Regions from separate parts of the Mus musculus genome. Here region 1 is linked to region 2. A link is a loop called in an ENCODE intact Hi-C map of the cell type or tissue named here. Cell type or tissue: heart. All regions are shown on one strand. Each heading gives the region's core, and the rest is flanking DNA. Links, peaks and the distances in the headings are about the cores only.

What was found. A loop is a pair of places that touch in the nucleus more often than their neighbours do. Peaks named below come from ENCODE experiments on the same cell type or tissue, not always from the same donor. Only the 100,000 strongest peaks of a DNase experiment are listed, where the experiment ranks them.
Region 1: it touches region 2 in a loop (2.1-fold over the local background); 1 of 42 quality-filtered maps calls a loop at or near these places.

The regions. Positions count from the first base shown.
Region 1 is chr17:75,073,591-75,077,590 of GRCm38, forward strand. All of the region lies in intron 3 of Ltbp1 (latent transforming growth factor beta binding protein 1), which reads left to right. Among named protein-coding and RNA genes, the nearest start is that of Ltbp1, 70 kb to the left of the region's middle. In heart, for the core only: a CTCF peak has its summit at 1,908 (motif pointing left); a DNase peak (open chromatin) is centred at 451; H3K4me3 peaks cover 295 bases; H3K27ac peaks cover 2,902 bases.
Region 2 is chr17:74,859,182-74,876,317 of GRCm38, forward strand. Ttc27 (tetratricopeptide repeat domain 27) reads left to right here. Exons shown (of 20, transcript NM_152817.4): 19 at 2,865-2,965; 20 at 4,153-4,389. The coding sequence ends at 4,275. Among named protein-coding and RNA genes, the nearest start is that of Gm31759, 83 kb to the right of the region's middle. In heart, for the core only: no CTCF peak of the experiment used is centred there; a DNase peak (open chromatin) is centred at 7,910; H3K27ac peaks cover 3,362 bases.

The DNA of each region.
Region 1 (4,000 bases), core at 1-4,000, 210 kb after region 2:
TCTACTTCATAATTCTGCAGGATAACTGAGGTCACTGTCACACTTGCGCCCTATAGATGTTATTCAGATGTAAACTGTCAGGGTGGCCCCAGATCAGCCACTGCTAGGTTGTAGGTCCATGCCCCGATCTGTCTTTGATTTTTATGTGAACAGGTGGTAGTGTGCACGAGCTGTGTAATAATTCACACAGGAGCACCGGTCAAAATGGCTCAGCTGTCTTCAACTTTGTACTGTCTCTCGTCATTCATAAACTCATTAGATGTTTTCCAAAGAAGTTCGTTTACAACTCTCAGTGCCTCTAAAACGGCTTGCCGGGTTCTTGTAGAATGCCTCCCCCGCTTTTATCCTATTACTCATGATGGGTGATACAGTCGCTGACCATGGGAGCCTGACCCAGAGCTCAAAGGGACATTGTTTATTTGCTAGGTCCGTTAGTTGTTTGGGGACTGTTGGTACAATGAGCACCACTTTGCCAAGTGCAGAGCTGTTATCTCTGCCGGGTGAGGAGGAAGCCCTCATGGAGGAGACAATGTGCCCAGTCCCCCTCTTTGAGCCTGAGCAGGAAGTCTGGTTTCTCTCAGGATATGGATGTCAAATCTATCTGGAGAACTCACATGCAGCCCGGCCTTCTCATTTTCTGGGGTAATGCTTGGTGGTTTTCTCCGTCTCCTGGTATCCTGAGGCAACAAAGGAGGGTGCTTAGCTAGTCTAGAAAAACTAGTTTTTCTCATTAAAGACACTAATAATTCTCTCTCCTGGCACTTTCCCCTCATGGGTGCGAAGAAGGCAAAAGAAGTGAATTTGAATTTGTTCGTTTTAAAAAACAGGACTGGCTTGAAATGAGTTCTATATTTACCAAGTGAGTTTATAGCAGGCCAGATAGTTGCTAAATATAGAGGAGGTCTTGTAAAAGTCCACGCAGAAGGGACGCCTTCTACTTTTAAAGTTCTTGAGAAATGACTACTTGACATTTATCTCCTGGTTTGGATGAGAGAAATGCCGAGTGAAGTCCCCACCACGAAGGAGGAGAGGCAATGTGGAGCTTCAACTCTGTCAGGTTCCTGCCTTCCTGGCAACAATTACTGCCCTTGGGAATCTTTGAAACAGACCTGCGCTTTGCCACCAATGGCGATGGGTACCTTAGAGTGCTCTGCCCTCCACAAAGACAGCGGCAGCCCAGGAGTTTGCTCTCTGTATTTGAACTTTTCCTCACCTTCCTCCATTTTGGTTCCCCACAATAAGAAAGCTCGTTGTAAAGCTATGTCAAGAGCTGAAGCCTTAAGCTGGGCAGTGGTGGCGCATGCCTTAGAGAGAGATTTCTCCTGTTCTGCAGCGTGAATACTTGCTATTGGTGCCTCGATAGAACGTATTAAAACAGCCAAAGGATTTCCAGTGCACGAATCGCTACTGTCACAAAGTGATCTCTAAGACTTACAGCAGCCCCTGCTGTAAGTGGACCCCTCACAGAGGTGATGCCTCGCCTGCACTTCTGTTCGGAGCTTCCCTGCGTTTACAACATTCTTCGTACTTTTCCTTGCAGTTTCTCTTCCCTGCACACAGAGGCATACAGGGGGAGCTTCAGCAGAGCTTTGCATAACATTAGAAAACGTTTTTCCGAAACGCTAAAGTGGGCACTACACAGCTACAGTCCTCATGCTAAGAGGTGGAGACAGGTGTTCCCTTGAGCTTGTTGGCCAGCCATGTTACCAGGCTGAGTGAGAAACACCGTTTCAACAAAGAAACAAAGAAACAAACAAGCAAGCGGTAGAGAGACTGGAGAGATGGCTCAGCGGTTAAGAGCACTCAGTACCCTTGGAGAGAACCCAGGTTTAGTTTCCAGTACTAACCTATACGGCTGCTCACAACTGTAACTCCATTTCCAGGAGTTTCTACGCCCTCTTTTGGCCTCTGTGAGTACTGCACCCACGTGGCTTCCAGCTATATATGCAGGCAAATCACATACAAAAAGAATAATGTGGATGTGATAGAGAAAGACAATGACGTCGACTTCTGGCCTCAGCATGCGTATGTGCAAAAGTGATGAAAGCCTTTTAACGTTTTCTTTTCTCTTTTTGCCTGGAGAGGAAAGGTATTGATAGTGGTAAAGGCGCTGCCTGCAGTGTGTTCCATGGGTACTTAGAGTGTGAGTCGCACTCCACTGGGCTTACACTGCTTGTGTTTGTAAAGTCCCAGACAGTTTGGTGCTGAGTTGGCCTTTCCTTAGTGCTCTTCACCTGCCTGACAAGTCTGAGAGGCAGATGCAGGCTTTGCTGTCGGCCTGATGGTGCGGAAGAAGAGGACTGTGGCATCATCCCAAGGCTCCGTTGGAATACGAACTAAAACAGGACCAGTGATTGTTTTTATCACCATATATGTCTTCCCACCTTTCAAGCTTGAGGTCACCTGGGACTGATGAGCAAAGGCATTCTTATGCGCCATCCATGTTAAGAACAGGACATTTCACCGGGTGGTGGTGGCACATGCCTTTAGTCCCAGCACTCAGGAGGCAGAGGCAGGTGGATTTCTGAGTTTGAGGCCAGCCTGGTCTACAAAGTGAGTTCCACCCCACCCCCTGTTTTAAATGTGGGTGCTGGGATCAAAGTCAGGCCTGCAGGCTTATGCAGTAAGCACTCCCATCCACTGAGTCACCTTCCCGGTCCCCTGAGGGACTGGAATAAAAGAACTCTCGAGGTAGACTTTGAAGGAAGAATAGACCATAAGGTGAGATGGGGGAGATGGCCCGTGTTCTTTGAGAGCTCTGTACACTGCTAGGCCCCATGAGAAAAGAGTGTCCTCAAGCAGTTTGATAAAGAACCGACGATTGCCTTGACTTAAATTCTGGTCAATTATGTTGAAAGACTTCTGATAGGAACTCAAAAATTTTCATCTAAAAAGGGCAAGTGCTAGTTTGGGTCCAGTCTGTTCCCCAGTTTAGTTGTTTCATATCTGCACAGTGGAATGACGCTGTGTGATGGATGGTAAGAGCCGGTGTTTACTGGGTGTCTGTGCTGTGCCAAGCATTGCTCTCATTGCTTTGGGGGACGATATTATTTAATCTTTTCAAAAGAATGTGAAATAGATACTGCTTGTCCTAGTATGTTTTATGCTGCTATAGCAAAATACCTGAATCTGAATACAAAGAAAAGTGGTTGGTTTATCGCTCTGGAGGATGATAGCCCAAGACTGGGTGACCATGTAGGTATGGAGGGAAGAGAAGGAAAGGACAGAGAGGAGAGGAAAATGATATAGAGAGAAGAAGCAAGCAAGTGAGCCAGGGTTGATTTTTAATAGCCCCCTTTCAGTAATGAATCTAGTTTCTTGAGACCAAATGTAGTCTTAATAAAATGAGTCCAGTCTCTTAAGAAAAATGTCAGTCCACTCTCCAAGCAGTTTCTTCAGGACTCCAAAGCCTCCATTGTCCCAGGTACTTAGGGCTCAGCACAGACCAGTTTCCTTCAAGTTGTAGTACTAATTATCCCCATCTGACATGATGCAGCAGCTCAGGTGTTGGCTGGGGGTGTTAAGGAACTTGTCTGAAGGTATTCATCTATTTTCACCTGTGCCCTCCAGCCTGCACTGTAGGCACTCTGCAAATGTAACCTCTAAAATGCGGAGGCTTTAAAAATTGTGTTTGTGTGAGTTCTCTGTCATTGCTGTTACAGCTGCCACACGTCTAGTCCTTTCACACATTTGCCTCATCGTTCTGAGGTAGGAAGCTCAGATGGGTCCCAGGGAGCTATAAGGAGATGTCATTGGCACTGTATTCCTTCTGGCTTTGTAGAAGAATGGATAGCAGTTTGCTCTTCAAATACTAGATGTTGCTGCTTTCTTTGTCTTGTGACTCCCTCGTTCATTTTCAAAGCCAGCAGTGTTGGGCTGAGCCTTTCTTGTGTTGGCAACTCTCCTGTTGTAGTAGTCTCTTCCTCCTCCTCCTCTTCTTCTCCGCCTCTTCCCCTCTACCTCTCCTCCTATCCTCTCTTTTACTCTCTTCTCTTCTTTT
Region 2 (17,136 bases), core at 5,743-9,742:
ACTGCCTATAAAGAAGCCATAGAACATTCAGATTGTTCAGATGGGCTTAGGAGTTAATAATTCTTCCTGTGGCCTTTCAGATCTGTGACTGAAAGAATGTAAGTGTCCAGTTTCCTGGACCACCTAGGATTGGCAGATAAGGTAGAAGGCTGAACTAAGGGGCTGGAAGGTAGAAAGTCTGAGGTGGTTACAGGAGAAGTCTGTTTTGGGGGTGTGGTAATTCTGTGGCCTGTGCTAGCCAAATGGGGGCTTTGGTCCTTCTGCCTTTGTGGGTGTGGTATTATGTGTGGGGAGCCCCCACTGATGTGTATTGTGTATACTTAGCAGGGTGGAATTTTCTCTGAAGAATATCTTATCTACTTAAGTTTGCCCTCTGTAAACATCTCTGAACCCAGCTCTGTGATGGTCAGACAGACCCAGATAGTTTCATTACCAAGTGCTAGTTTTAAACCTGTCCGCCATAGCTGTGCAGGCTGGAGAAATACTCGTGAAAGCCATCTTCTGGCACTTGGCACAGGTTTTATGTCACCCCCTTCTCTTTTTTGTCTCTCTCCCCAATACTGTCTCTTCACCCTACCCTTTGAAAAGGAAATATGGCACTTTAGAAATCTTGGTGCCTGTTGGATTGCCAGGGGTAAGCGTTGCTGGGGCTGCGGCATGCTTGGGACAGCAAGGCAGAGCTGAACTGCGGAGACCCTCTGCCGAGCTGCTGCCACTCTGTGCTATTTGCAGTATAAGGAGCATGGTCATTTCCAGTCTCTGCAGGTCTCTCCTCCCTCTCCCGCAGCAACTGCTGTCTCTAATGGGCTTTGGAAGTGAGATTGGGATGGGAACTGATAGACTGTCCTTTTTGCTTTTTTCTTGTTAATTTTTTAAAGATGAGAATTATTATTATTTTTTTTTTGAGACAGGGTCTTTCCTTGCAGTCTTGTCTGGCCTGAAACAAAGTCACTATGTAGACCAGGCTGGTCTCAAACCCAGAGAGATCCTGGGTTCTGTCTCTGCCTCCCCAGTGCTAGGATTAAAGACACGCACCACCACACCTCGCTTTAAAAATGAAGGATTTTTTAAAACTAGAAGAACTCCGGGTGTTCCTAGAATAAGTTTCTAGGCATTAAGCAAACTATATACCTCTTCTGGGTGACAGCAGTGCCTCCCTACTGAGGAAGTCCCAGCAGCTGCGAGACTGCGACCTCTGAGACCGGGCTAATCACCAATCAGTGTGAGGCTCGGTGGAGTCTAATCATTGTTCTGAGATAGAAACCTGAAGCCCAAGGATTCTTGCCGGCCACAGTTATTATTAATTAGGATTAAAGCTATTTTGCTGGGCCGCAGGTTGTTTCTTCTGATTGCTTAGCGTCTGCAGCTGTGGTCTGTGAAGCTGTAGTTTTAAACTATGATCTGCAATTTAGTGGACATAATTTTTAATAATCTATTGTTTATGTGTATGAGTGTTTTCTTGTGTGTGTGTCAGAGCTCATTTGTGTGCAGTGCCTGCAGTCTAGAAGAGGGCACCAGGTCCTGAAACTGGGTTCTTGGCAGTCGTGACCTACTTACTGTCTGGGTCCTGGCAGTTGAACTCCGGTCCTCTGGAACAGCACTAAGTGCTCTTAACCACCTCTCCAGCTCATGAACATAATTTTAAGAAACAAAAAAGTAAAAACAACGGAAAGATCCCAGCCCCGTCTGTGCAGGGGCTGCAGTTGTTCACACAAGGCATCCTCCTCTGGGAGGAGTAGTCTCCCGTCAGAATTCCGTCTCAGAGAAGCAGGCTCCCAGAATGCCAAAGGCCGTTTCTAGGGATGAGAGATTCCCTCAGTGCTGATGCCAGAAGTGGCTTGGGAGTCGGGGTGCCTGGCCATGCTTCCACTCCCTGGGTGCAGATGTGCAGATTGATGGTGCCAGTTCTCCGGGGATGCTGTAAACTTTGAGAATTAAAAATGCAGCAAGTTGGGGCTGGTGAGATGGCTCAGTGGGTAAGAGCACCCGACTGCTCTTCCGAAGGTCCGAAGTTCAAATCCCAGCAACCACATGGTGGCTCACAACCACCTGTAATGAGATCTGATGCCCTCTTCTGGAGTGTCTGAAGACAGCTACAGTGTACTTAATTATAATAAATAAATCTTTAAAAAAAAAAAAATGCAGCAAGTTTTTTTAATGGGCTGGAGAGTTGACTCAGCAGTGAAGAGCACTAACTGCTTTTCCAGAGGTCCTCAGTTCAATTCCCAGCAGTCGCATGGTGGCTCACAACCATCTTTAATGGGATCTAATGCCCTCTTCTGGTGTGTCTGAAGATGGCTACAGCGTACTCACATCATTAGATAGATAGATAGATAGATAGATCTTTTTTAAAAATGCAGCAAGCTTGTGAGCTTGGCACATGTGGTGTGTCACTTTGCTGGGCCAGTCAGATGCGCAACCGCCTTAGTGACTTGGGACCGTGGAAGCCTACTGAGATGCACTGCATCTTGGTCCTCTGTCCATCTTGGGCCTTGCTTTCCAGTGAGGCTTTATTTGCCTGCCTCATTCACTGGTGTGTGTGCATGTATATGTGTGGGTTTGTGTACGTACATGTGTGTGTGATCCCCGCCTAATGGAACTCATCCGAATTCTCCTTAGCAGTGCTCTCTTATATAGGATGAAGGATGGAGGGTCAGAATGTAACTCAGTGGCAGACGAGGGCTTGCCCAGCGTGCACAGGCCTGGGTTTGATTTCCCAGTACCACCAAGGAGAAAAAAGTGAAGGGGGAGGGGCTAGGGAAGTACAAACTTGTAAAGCTGATTATTGTGAATTCTTAGTAAAGGGCTGCTTTGTCATCCTGTAGATGAACAGCGCTAATGCCTTCCCTGCGTTCATCTTGCAGTGGCTATGAAATGCGCTGAGAGCAAGTCCATTCCCCAGGAAGCTGTACAAACACTTTCTTCAGTTCGACTCAATTTACGTGGCTTGTTATCCAAAGCAAAGGTAAGAATGACCTGCGAGTTCACTAGAACTGTGGGCTTGAAAGGCCATCAGCGTCAGGTCACTGCTGCTAAAGGAAATAAGTAAGTAAGTGAAAGGCAGACTGAACTCCACTTTAAAGTGAAAGTGAGTAGAGAGAACTGTCAGAGCCTGGGCAGGCTTGGTCTGCAGGGCTCTGCCCTCTGTTGTCTGCCTAGAGACGACAGCAGGAGGTCAGCTCCTAGAGCCCAGGTAAACAAACAACAATACAAACATCTGCACAGAAACTATTCATTGAAATAGCCTCTGCTCGCAGGTCTTTCAGGCCAGGTCCTCTCAGGACAGAGCAAGTCCTCTGTCCTCAGCACCTCATCTTTGTGCAAGTCACAGCCAAGAATGGCGTGAGGGCTGTCGGTGGAGCCCAGGGAGCTAAGTCAGATGCCCTGCAGGTGCAGCAGATTGATGCCCTGGAGATTTGTGGTTCTTTCTAAGCCTCAGTTTCTCGCTGCTCCTCCTTGCTACGTTGAGGAGGACTGCATGTTCATTGTGATTTGTAAGTACTGTGATTCCTGGGTCAGAATATGCTGTGTGTGTTCAGGCTCTTTGCCTAGAAGATGGTTTTTTCTTCTCCACACACTGTAGCAATGTTTCTGTCAGTCTGTTAGGATGTGCTATTGAACAATACAAATCTATTCAATTGGGATGAAAACAATGTATAGCAAGGCGAATACATTATATGTCACAGTGAGACAGATGTCTACTCTATGCAAGCCTACCTGCCTCCCCTCCCTGCCCATGTATGCTTATAAAATCTTGAAGCTGGTTTTCCTGACTCACCAGGCATGCACAGTAGATAGAATTTTGTTAGGACGAATGAACATCATTCATTCAAACACTATTGGATAACATTGACAAAAGCAGTGAACATTTACGAACAGAGTAGAGATTTGAACCCACGGCCTTGGACCCTCTGGGCAAGTGCTCTAGCAGTGAACTGTAGTTGGAGAGCTCTTGAGTCTGTAAGTTCAGGCACACAGTTTGCATTTGTACCTTTCTGGGGTCTGAGCAGACACTGCATTGCTGCTGCACAGTTAGAGTTGCACTGTGCAGAGAGCACTGGGTTCCAGATTGCTATAATGACTTAATACCATGTCTGTATTGTGTGGAAGAAATTTTCACCTTTTGATGGCTGTACTGCTTTTACATTGCAGCAGAATTTTACAGATGTGGTAAGTGGAGAAGTCTCTGGAGAGCTCGCCAGTGAAATAGCAGCTGTGAATGCTCTGGAGGCAGAGCTGCAAGACCTCAGCAACCAGCTTCGAAACCGGTACTGACTGAAAAGCAGCTTGTGGCGCAGTCTCTTCTGCTTTCTCCAATTCCTCCAGTACCTGTATTTCTGAAACACAAGATACCCGTTTTTAAAATAAATTTGTTTGCTGGCAAACGTCCTTATTTTGTGATGTTCTCAGATGTTTGCACTTGTGAAGTTCATTACACAGAAAAATTGTTTATACCTTTGGTTATTGGTAAGTTCAGGATTTGCACTCTTGAAGCATTCTGGCACAAGGAGGCCAGCACAGGGTTCATCCTTGCTCAGCCCCACATGAGCATATCATTCTTTGGAAAAACTTAGTATAAATGAGGTGGGGGACACTGAGATACCACAAGCTTGTGGAATCATTAGCTTGGCTCCATTACTGTCCTAAAATGAGAAAAGAGTGGATTTGGCGCTGGAGACACTTACACTTGTTGGGGTCTTGTGTTTGTGTCAGACACAGACTTAGCTAAGTTGGAAGTGTGAGTGTGGTTTAGCTTCCAGATCAAGAAACAGCAAGAAAAGAAGGGGTACACCCACATTATGACTCTATCATTAGCCACTAGGAAACGGGCTGTTAGCTCTTCATGGTGAAACTGCCAGGCCCAAGGACGTTGTTTGATAAGCTTACTGTGGGTAGAGACAGCTAGAAATGGTGCCCTCTATCAATGCCTGACTGAGATGCTTGTCAGTAATGGCGGTGGACATGTATCCTGAAGGTAGCTGCTGAGCTTACTCTCACCACAGAAGTCAGAGAAAGGAATTGTTTGGTTTCTGGCCTGCGTTGCTCAGATTTGGGTCCCATGCACAGTGTGAATCACTTGTCCCTTGTATTTTCCATGTTCTTATTTGTAATTGGGAATAATTTCTACCGCTAGTTTCTTTCTGGTTTTAGCTGTCTTTGGAATTTAACATTTCATGATCCATCAACATAAAGTAGTCTTAACACTTAGAGGATCTTTAAAAAAATTCTTTCATAGGTGAATTTTGCTTATGAATGCTTACCAGTTCTAAATATTCTTAATTCCTTAGCCATCTGCTTCTCTTTTCTATTATCATACTAGCTTTCCAGGGGAATAAATATGTCCAAAGTTTCTGCTCTAAAAGACAGTACTCCTGAAAAAGTTCAGTGTCATGAGATGGTAACAGGAATTATGACTTAGTCGTTTAGGGAAGCCACTGGGGAGTGGGGTGGGTGGGTGAATATCGGGCAGATAGGACGTGAATGTGGATGGTGGGTGGCAATGGGTGGAGCAAGGCTTTAAGTGAACGCTTTGTCAGTACCTAGCAGGTAAAAGAGAGATGGGAAGAAAAGAAATGCCCAAAAGAACATGAGTTCTGAAATCAAGTGAACAAATGAATCAATTTATTCTCCTTTTAGTTCCAGTTGTAGCAGTCACAAACCACACTGCAAAGCAGTCACCTGCATTCTGTTGTCTTCTCCATAGCTATGCTGAGTCACAGCCTCTCTTTTGTCATGGGCTGTTTGCTCAAAAGAGAGCTGCTGATGTTTTCCTTTGGAGGTGTAGACCAAAACCAAAAAAGGGAGTGATGTGACATGGTGGGTGTGGGATTGTGGGTGTGGCGTGGTGGATCTGGAATCGTAGGCGTGGTGGGGTGCTCTCACCTAGCGTCAGCTTTTGTGGTGAGGACCACTCATCTGATCACTGCTGTGGAGTCTCCGTGCAATGTGTCATCTATTTTGGCTAAATACTGTATTTCCACCTGTCTTAATTTTTGTAGTTTCAACATTGGTTTTCTAGTACTAATGTCTCTTTTTCAGAATCATTCTTTTGCTTTGTAAGCTGCCAGAAGAGAAGAGATGTCATTCCAAAACTTAGCTAGCAGCAGTCAGTCGCTGAATCAATATTACTGGCCAGCTGTCACGTCTCTCTCTGAGCCCTGTCAGCTCAGCTCTGGAAAGAGAAGAAATAGGCAGATCCCAAAACCCGAGTTTTCCCTGCTGCTTGGATAGGCTCTCCCAATAATTGGTTGATTTGCCTTCTCTCGTGAACAGTGGGACCACGTTGACAGTGTGCCTTTCTTTCTTTCTTTTTTTTTTTTTTTTTTTTTTTTTTTTTTTTTTTTTTTTTGGTTTTTTCAAGACAGGGTTTCTCTGTGTAGCCCTGGCTGTCCTGGAACTCACTCTGTAGACCAGGCTGGCCTCGAACTCAGAAATCCGCCTGCCTCTGCCTCCCGAGTGCTGGGATTGACAGTTTGCCTTTCTTCACTGAGTTCCCCAAGAAATTCTGTGAGGTCTTAGTTGATAATAGCCTATGATTTGTTAGGATTATTAATTAGTAAATTCCTTGTCAGCCTTTTCCCAGAGATGAAGCATATTTAACTAGGACCCTGAGTGAGTATAGACAAGTGGAAGTGAACTACAGAGCCCTGTAGACTACTCTGGCTCATTTAAGGGCGGAACACGTGGCCCTCTGTTATGTGAAGCTTCATCATGATAGCGAGGGACCCAAACGCTGAAGAAAATGATAGACTTTCCATGTCACTTTTGTTCCTATTGGGTGTGTTGTTAGTGCCACCCACTCAGAAACGTGGGACAATTGATGAGCATATGCTGCGGTCTACTACCTCCCAGACTCAGTTTGAGGACTGTGACGTACCCTCAGGTCTTGGTAGCTCGGGCTCTGCAGGACCTTATCCAGTTTATACCACTAGTTGTAGTTCTACCAGCTCAAAGCTGTACTTGAGCCCAATGAAAAGGGTTTGGTTTTTGTTTCCATTTTGTTTTTATAACATCCATGTCAACCTAAGTTGCTGTTTAGATAAGAACTCTCCTGGCCAAGAGTGAGGAATAAAATCTCCGAAGTGGATGCCACACACTTCCTGTCTGCCTGTTCATTCAGCAGGCCCTGAAGTGAGATGGCCAAGAGCCTTCATTCGGGTGGAGGGGCCCGTGCTGTGGCAATGCAGCTGGGTTTCTCACAGCACGCAGGAGAGCTTATAAATAGATAGACTTCAATCAACATGCTGCTTACTCAGGTATGCGCTCAAATATAGTAGCTGTATTCCTTAGACAGACGCTGCCACTAAACCCAGGACTATACTAATAAGAGCATAATCCTCGTGGGCTGCAGGTAGCCTTGGGCTCCGCCTTTCACAGCCAAGACCTAATAATAATTGTGGCTCGTTTGCTCTTCACCAGGAGAACGCAAAAGCTGAGCTGGCTCTTGAATTGTTTCCTCTGTGCTTTCAGTTAGCAGGAGTGGAGATGTGTGGCTTGCAGCAGAGGCCGTGTAAACCCTGGGCTGTGTGGCTGGGTGTACCTCTTGCTACTTGGCATGGTACACTTTCTCCTCCCCCTGGTTAACAACATCTGTGCCCATAGACTGTTTTAGTTTTTCCTTTGACCTTCGGACAAACAGCCGCTAATGCATTATGTGACTCCTTTTGCAGTATCAGAGTTTGGCTTTCTATGGGCAATTTTTATTCTATTTTATTTTATTTTGCCCCTTCCTTGGGCTTGGCTTTGTTCAGCCACACTGTCCTCCTCCCACGTTCTGCAGAGCTGGCTGTAATTAGTTCGCTTAACACAACACCAAAAAATTTCCCCTTGCCAGTGATGTCAGATCTGCCTTCCCTTTTATTATTCTGACTTATAAACTGCAGTGACCCGTGAGTCACCCTCGCCATCTCCTGGCCCTGTGCCCACATTGTGATCTATGAAAAGGGAGTCCTGCCAAGGGCTACAAGGCGGAAAACTGATATTATTATGGTCTTCTGAATGGTAACTCTGAGCCATTTTTTAATCTTTTGTGATGTTCTTGCCAGAAAGGGGGAGGGGATGGTAAATCATAGCAAAGTGAAGGAGCTAACCCACGCATGGCTAACTTTCTCCAGACAGGGGGCTCAAGTGGCTATCAGTATCTGTATAGAGTTAGTGCTGCTCACAGGCCAATGTGTGCTTTCAGGAGACTCAGAGACTCATAACCTCTCAGGCCTGTGTCTTCATCTATAGCCTTGTAGAGCAGGCATATAATAACATCAGCAGCCAAGAAGAGGCATCAGGGCTTTGGAAATGAAAATATGTAACAGAAAAACAGGGCAAGTAAGAAACCATTTGATGATAACCACTGGCACAATGCTAGCTGTAGACTCCTAGGGCTCCCCATGGTCTAGTGCTTGCAAAGCCCTGCTGTTCTCTGGGTTTCCATCTGTAGCGAGCTTTCCCTTGTTTCTGGGCTGAGGGTGAGGCTAAGGAAAGGGGCAGTGGAGAATGATGGACTATTTTATTTTATTTTATTTTATTTTATTTGTTAGGTAAAGGAAGAAAGGAGCCAAGTTAGAAAGATAAAGGGAAAAGGTGGTACGGATGGATGGCCGGAAGGAAGAAGAGACTAAGGATGGGGAAACAATCAGGAGGGGGGAGGCTGTGGGCAGGGACTGGAGAGGAGGGTATCAAAGCCTGGTATTGCATGAGCAGCAGTGCCATGGCAGGCCTCTTTAGTTGGTACAGCTAATGTATAACAGGTTTCTATAAGATGAAGTGGGCAGTTGACTGCCTGGATTAACTAGACTGAAAGCCCAGCTTTTATCCCTTCCTAGCTATGGCCACAGTCGAGCCCCCCAACCTCCCTGAGCCTCAGTCTCCTCAACTGCTGGCCAGCCAGAGTTATCAGAGGACTTAGGTGAAGTTTTCTGTGTGCAGATAAGACAAGTAACTCTTGGTGTCATCGAAACGGGCATTGCTGATGATCTGTCAGTTCTCAGGGGCCGTGAAGTCCCTGGATGAGGGCGACCTGCAGCGTGGCTCCAGTTTCTATAATCCCTGGTGTGTTTTGGGGGTGCAGGGGGGCGGTCATAGCCCTGTATTTTGAGAAACGATGGTGCAGAATATCTCAGTTGTCTGTGGAGCTTCAACGCTACTTATTGAAATCGTCGGCCTCTAGGAAGTCTGGTGCCAGGGCTGATAAAGCAGTCTCAGTAATTCTACAGCTGCTTGGCCAGAGACAGGCTTATGTCTCAGCAGTGCCTCCCCCTTTCCCCTTCTTCCTCTCTTCCCCCCACCGCTCCTCCTCCTCTTCCTCTTTCCTCCTCCTCTCTCTTTCTCCCTCTCCCCTTCCTTCTCCTCCTCTCTGATCCCCTCCCCTCCCCTCCCACTCTTTCTAAAGCTTCTCCCTAACAAGACCCCCCCCCATTTTTATATCTTGTTTGTTTTAACAACCCACTGAACTTAATTAGGGATATTTGCAGTCACGTGGGTGTGAGGTTATTTACTGAAGTGTGGGTAACTTACCAGTGCTTGTGTCATGAAGAAAATGACTTCCAGTCTGTCATTCAGCAGCCGTTAGCTGTCAGTAGCTCCCCAGAGAGGGTGGGGCCTCTGAGCCCCTCCATTATACCATGCTGGTGGTTGGCAGAGACAGTTGTTTAAAAGATTGGCCTACATTCAAGTTAGAAGTTGTTTAAAGACGTGACAAGGAGCCAGGTGTGGTGGCCCGTTCCCATAATCCCAGCTGTTGGGAGGCTGACTGAAGCAGGGGGATTAGACATTTGAGGTCAGCCTGGGCTACCTGGGGGAGATGGTTAGCGCCAGAGAGAGGGTGAGGTGTTTGTGTGTGCCTGGCATTTATAAGCCAATAAAAAGAAAGAAAACCAAACAACCCAACTAAAGAATTGAGCATTGTGCTAAAGGGAATAGCCAAATATAAATACAAAACAAGTGCTAAGACTCAACTTGAGTCATGAAATTAAAATCAGAGATGAGCACAGACTCTATCAGTGGCTAATGGTTAAGTGGCAGTACCTACTACGTGCTCCTGAGAGAGGAAAGTGACTGCCGGGAATGACAGCTTTATATAAGCACTCTTCCTAGAAACCCTGCCGATCTTTTGAAGCTGTGCATACCCTACAGCCCACCAACTTTGCTCTAGATGCACACAGTGCAAATCTGTCCATGTGTGGACCGTAGCTCTCACAGAGGCTTGTCTGCAGCAGCATTGTTCATCAGAGGCCCCGGGTAGAAGCCCTTCACCCGTCTACCAGAGGTAGACTTGGACCAGGCGTGCAGTCCAACAGTCTGCGTCGATGATAATGAATTCCCTACAGCCACAGCAGCATCGGTGGATTTCTTAACACCCTGTATGCATGCTTTCTTTCCCCCTGTGGACATAATAGAAGCTCAAAGAGCAGTGGAATTAAGCTACGTTATTCACTGCCTCGTGCTTGGTGTTAAGTCAGTAAAAAAGGAGAGGTAGTGATTACCTCAGGGTGAGTGAAACTGGTTGCTCTTGTGGGTTCAGGTGGGTGTTGGCTGGGAGGTACATAAAGGGCTCTGGGGAGTAGCAAAGTCACCTTCATTAACTGGGGTGGCGGTTAATGTGGTTCTTGTGCCATGAGTCATTGAGCTGAGTGGTTTTGTTCTGTGCCTTGTTCCAAATGTGTATTGTATTCACAGTGGAAAACTCCAAACGTGAGCAGCAGCGTGGCCGCACTCAGTATGATCTCTGGAGTGTGGTTCACACAGCCCCAACTCCACCCCTGTCTGTCCGTCCGTCTGCCTGCCTGCCTGCCTATTTCTCTGTCTCTCTAAATCTGTCTGCCCCCACCCTCTCATTAAGAGAAAGTATATGGCTTTTCGAAGTGAGATTTGACAATAGAAACCCAAAGTGAACTGCATATAACTAATCTCTCCATTCACCCCGACCACCAAACCTCTCCTCAAAGAGTTTAACATTGCACAACTCTAAGTTGCTAACTCCCTGGCATAACTTGTATTGTTTGACACTGTACTCTAGACTCTTCCCTTCTTTGATGTCTTTCAGCCCAGAGCCTATGCCTTTCCACATTGGTGTCTGGGGAAACGCTGGGGGCTAACCTAAGGGAGGCTGGGCCTTACTCACTGACTGAGCATGCTCATCTTAGTGGCTGGAGCCAGCTTCTCACATTTCTTGAAAAGTGTGGTGTTGACATGTTTAATATCCTGTGGCATTTCCACCAGGCACTGTCGTGTGATGGAAAAATTCAGCGATAACGTCTGAAGGCCAAGTTGACTAGCAAGGCCGTGCATGAGACGCTCTGCCTCACAGCTCTGGCTGGGTGGTAACTTTTGTCTGAGCTGTCTGAGAAGTTACTGATCGGCATATCTAGCAGGATCCACAAAGCATCAGTTACAGGGACAGTGCTTATGTGTGCCTGGATCTGGAACAACAACAAAAAAGGTGAAATTTTACCCACGACCGCATAGGGATGATAAATGGAAGACCAGTGCATTACACAAAGGAAAAAGATAACCCTAAGGTTTGAGGCTTTTCTGGAAGAATTCCAAGAATGTATATGGCAAGGGGAGGGATGTCTCAGGGCAATCCATTAATAGCTGGTGACCTGTAGATCAAAGGCACAGTGCTTTATGAATCGTCACCAACACTCATCCCATTGCCCCCTGTCTCACTGTCCCTCTTCTGTCTGTCCTAACGATGTTCCTCCAAGAATCCCAAATCAGTCCTGGCAGCATTTGCTTTCCCATCTTCAGGAATGCAGCTGGCACATTCTTTATGTGAAGGAAGCACTCCTGGGAAGGATATGAACCAGACGGAGTATCTTATTTCATCCACACACAACTCCAGTGTCCGGGCCCTGAGCAGGGCTGAGGATTTGAATGGAAGGAGACTGGCAGAGCTTCATTCTGCAAACAGCCATGCATGCGGTTGGGGATGCAGGGGATGGGTGTTCACTGTGAGGAGGAGCTCTGTGGTTGCCCAGTCCCCTGCATCTTAGGACCCCATCTCTCTAAGGCAGTACTCACCGACACAATTTTTAATCCTTGACTGTGACGTTCCATGGAGTGAACTCTTTCTCTGCATGGATCCCAAGATCTGTCAGGTCATTTGGCCATAATTGTTTGAAAATTCCTCCTCATTTCACTGTGAGTTTTGTGAATTTTAATAAGAATTCTGTGAAATACTGAGATGACAGACAGGCCTCCAGAGATGGCACCAAGAGATCCCTGTCTGGTGCATTTACAGTCCTATGGAACCCCTTTCCTGGAGGATGGTGGTTTTACAATAAAATCCTGGCAATGGTGAAAGGATGTTTCTCCCAAAGTTATGAGAGACTCAGCAGCTCCCTGTCTGCTTTTGATAACGTAAGGCGCCGTGGTGGAGAGGCATGGAGGGCCTGCAACCTCCAAAGTGCAGAAGAAGGCAAGGAACCAAAGTCCCATGGTGCCATCAGCCAAATCCTACCAGCAATCACTTCATAGAAGCAAATCTACCCCAAGTTGAGCCTTCCATCAAGACCCTAGCCCTGACTGACACCTTGATGGCAGCTTTTTGAGATGCTCTGAAGTAAGAGCTGCCTCCCCCCAGCCTCAAAAACAGGTAATACCAAGGGCCTCTCCTCCCATTGATGGCCAACTAGGCAAAACTAGGAAAGGGGATAACATTTGAAATATAAATAAAGAAAATACCTTTAAAAAAAAGACCAGAGGTAATAAATGTGTTGTTTTAAGTTGCTTAGCAATAGATAGCTAACGGTGGATTCTGTCACCTTTACCCCCTATAATATATTCCTTAATAGTCATTAACTACAGGGTTATATTTTACAATTTCAACTATTGTGCAGATTAAACTCAGTGTGCTTTGTTCGTGTGGCCTATTGCATTGCAATCTGTCATCTTTTGAGATACAGGAAAAATGACTGGCAGCATTAATAATCTTGCATAGGGCTTGAGAGATGGCTCAGTGGTTAAGAGCACAGACTGCTCTCCAGAGGTCCTGAGTTCAATTCCCAGCAAGCACATGGTGGCTCACAACCATCTGTAATTAAATCTGACGCCCTCTTCTGGTGTGTCTGAAGACAGCGACAGTGTACTCACATATTAAAAAAAGAAAAAGAAAAGACTCTTGTGTAGAACACAGCTCTCTGGTTATATCATGACTCTGCTTCAAGACCCTCTGAAGTTCCCTGAGGCACGGGCTTTTCTGTACATGTGTCATGTGGCTCTGAACCACTGCCCTGAGCAGTTTTCCCATTGCTGCAGGCACCTCAAGATTCTATTAAAGAGTTGGTGCCCAGCATCTTCCTGGAGCCTGCCTGTTTATCCATCTTCTCTCCCCCTGCCTGGGAAAGAAGTGTCGTAGCTGCCAGTCAGCCCTGACAGCAGCAGCAACCACAAGTATGAGAAAGGAAAGAAGGCTGAGAGTGGGGAGACCTTGGAAGGATGCTCTTCCTTGTGCTTGCTGATAGAAACCACCCCCGAGCCCCTCCCTAAACCACCGAAGAATCCATCTTTCGCCCAGGCCTCCGAAACCTAAAACAAAAGTCTATCTTCAAGGACATCTGCCCAGCAACTGTCTGTGGTTCACTGTGGCCAAAGATTATTGTTTCAAAATATCTGATGTAACTCCTCGTTTTTGTCTCTGAAAACTGCCTGGCCTCGCTTCCTTAAATACACCCATTGTTGACTGTGGCACGCACTCTCCCATGGCAGCGTGGAGCTCTCCCCAAGTAATTGCCAGTGTTTCTGGTAACCTTCCTGGTTGTGTTTCTTCATTTTGTAAAATGACACGACCTTCACGATGCGCTCTCTTCCCCTTGCCACTTCTTGTCAGCAGTGGAGAACACTTCTTCAAGATCTCCCCTTTCAGGTTTCTTCAGACCCCTAAGCCAGATGTTATGTCCCCTCTTTCTAACCTTCCCACACACGGCACTTTTGTTTTTGCTTTGAGTGGTATCTTACTCTGACCATCATCCTGAGTGGCTCTCCACCCTGTCTCTGGTTCTGCCTCTTCTGGTCACACAAGTGAAAGTAAAGGCTCTCTCAGGATAGGAATGGTTGTCCCTCATTCCCTGTGTGGCCCAGTTCTTGAGGAGTTCTTGAGGAACAGTTTGCTCAAGACTCTATAGTCAAAACTAGGTCCCCTGTCACTTAACGGATGCTAAAGAGCATCTTCTGTGGGTCAGGCCCTGTGGTTTATGCTTAGGGCACAAAACTTGGCTACAAAGTATTTTTGCCCTAAAGAATGTTAAGGTTGGGCTAGAGAGATGGCTCAGCAGTTAAGAGCACTGACTGCTCTTCCAGAGGTCCTGAGTTCAAATCCCAGCAACCACATGGTGGCTCACAACCATCTGTAATGAGATCTGAATGAGACCTGATGCCATCTTCTGGTGTACCTGAAGACAGCCACAGTGTACTTATAATAAGCAAACAAACAAACAAATCTTTAAAACAAAAAACAAACCAAAAATGAATGTATAGGTTTAATGTGATTCCAAACACTAGGTTATAATAGTCCAATGTCATGAGTGCAGAGACCCTGTTACTACTGCCTTCAAGCCATTCACAGACCCCATTACCCACTGTCTACAAGCCATTCACAGACCCCATTACCCACTGTCTTATTTGACACAGCCTGGAGAGGAAGGGATGAGTTATCTCAAAATGCAGTTGTCCAGGAGTCAAGGTATAAAAATCCAATCTAGTCTCCTTGAGTGTGTGTTTCTTTCCTTTCCTTTTTCCCCTTCCACTCTAACTGCCTTGCCAGCAGCCTTCTCTGCTGGTCTTGTGATGAATGAAGCACATGCCCTTCCTTCCAGGAGCTTAGCAGAGGGTGGCAAGACAAAGGTCAGATGGGGCTCATAGGAGCCGGTTAATAAAACAGAATCCAAAATGTGTGATGAACTCCAAATGTAGGCATACTTCCAATCCTAATTTAATAATCATTTTCACCTAAAAACCTTTCTCTTCCCTCCATACCCCTGCCAAGAGATGATCTCATTCCTCTGGGTATTTTTCTTTTAAATGGGCCTCTCTCTCTCTCTCTCTCTCTCTCTCTCTCTCTCTCTCTCTCTCTCTCTCTCTCTGTGTGTGTGTGTGTGTGTGTGTGTGTGTGTGTGTGTGTGTGTGTGTATGTGTGTAGGCTCATGTCACTGTGTGTATGTTGAGGTCAGAGAGACAAGCTTAGGTGCTAGCTCTCCTCTTTCAACTTTGAGGCTAGATCCCTTGTTTGCTACTATTATGCCAGGCCAGCTGGCCCATGGGTTTCTGGGAATTCTCCTGCCTCTGTCCCTTAAATCAGTGTAGGAGCAGTGGGATTGCAGATGTACTACTGTGCCTGGCTTTCCATTGACTTTTGGCCTGGTTTTCTAGTTCTACAATTATAAACCATGACGATTGACTTGGATTATACTTCCACATCACAGTGATCATTGGAGGAAGTCAGGACAGGAAGGCAAACAGCAGGGACTGCTGTATACTGGCTCACTCCTCAGGCTGTTTTCCTATAGAACCCAGGACTAGCAGCCCAGGGATGCCACCACCCACAACGGAATCCCATCAATCACTAACTAAGAAAATGTTCTACAAGCTTGCCAACAGCCCAGTCTGATGGAGGCTTTTTCTCAATTGAGGTTCTCTCCTCTCAAATGACTTCAACTTGTGTCAAGTTGACAGACAACTAGCCAGCACAGTTATAAAGATTCAAACTCTAACACTTGCAGGACAAGTGCCCTACCCATTAAGCAATCTCCACAGCCCCTCTCTTTGGGGGTTTGTTCATTGAACTTCAGAGCTATGGGCTCATTGGTCACCCAGTTTAGAGAAAGAAGAAAGGACAGAATAAGAGCCTGTGTACCTTAATGTTTTCTTAATGATTAGTGTTAAGATTCCGTTTGTGGTCTACCATGAGGCTAGGGCAATAGCTACATTTGGATCCTGTGTCTACAGTCTGCTGTCAGCACTCCCAGGGGTCATACTGTGCCCTCGCCGTGGTCTTTCAAGCTGCCTCAGCTGTAAGATGGGGTAAGCGTATATCATCCTGGAGCTGTATGCAGATGGGCATTCACGTGCTGGGCTACCACAGGGGCAGGGCAAGCATTAATCCCTTTCCTCTGTTTCTTTAAGCTGGACAAAGTAGGGTTAGAAATTGTGAGTCTATGAGAACTAATTATTTCCAGCTCACACATCCAACCACCGCAGCACATTTACCACAACAGGCCTGGGGAAGCACACCCAGAACCCCAGCACTGGGGACCCTGACACAGGAGGATCTTGGTTTTGAAGTCAGCTGGGCCTCTTCAGTGAGACCCCCATCTCACAGGGAAAAACAAAAGACCAGATCTTTCTCCATTGGTCCTGGCTGCGTGTCCCTCGCTGTTTCTTTGTCTCTGTGGAGGTGGCTGAGAACATATGTTCATTGTATCTGTACTTAAAGGGGTTCTCTGGAATTCTCTCATTTTCTCCAGATGACCTTGAGAAAGAAAAGGGTATTTGTGTTGGCACACACAGCCAAGGGAGAACACGTGTATGGGTGGAACATATATATCCAGTCATAGATGGAGATGTGAATATTTTTGGCTTACAAATTGATTTTCCTTTGCTATTATTCTCAGGCCAAGGAAGCCCCAATTACTTCAGGACTTTCCTGGAGTAATTAATTCACCTGGATGGTTTTCCTCTCCTCCCTTCCTGTAGGTCCCTGCTCAGGAACTTGTTCTTCATTACCCAGAGATTGTTAAGCCAGGGAGTGCCTGCTCCGGAAAGAGGCTGTGTTAGAGGCACACAAAGACACAGGGGCTAAAGGAAACGGAGAACACACCCATGTGCTCTCCGTCTCTCTGATCCTTGTCTGAGGGATGCTCTGTCCCAGGCAGATCTTGGAAATGTCCACAGAGGAAGAAGGGCACTGGGAAGGAGAGGGTCCACAGGGCGGTGAGTGGACCGAGGCCTCACAAGTGGAATTTGCTTTAAATACCAAAAGTCATAGCAGAACCAGAACGGTTCAGTGGCACTGAGGACGTAGAAGCATTTAGAGGCAGCCCGGGTCAGTGGGTGTGATGGCTGGTAGTGGATGGGACCCTCAACTGAAGAACTGCTGGGCCAGGTTGCCATGTGAGACGGCATTCTCTTGATTATTAGTTGATG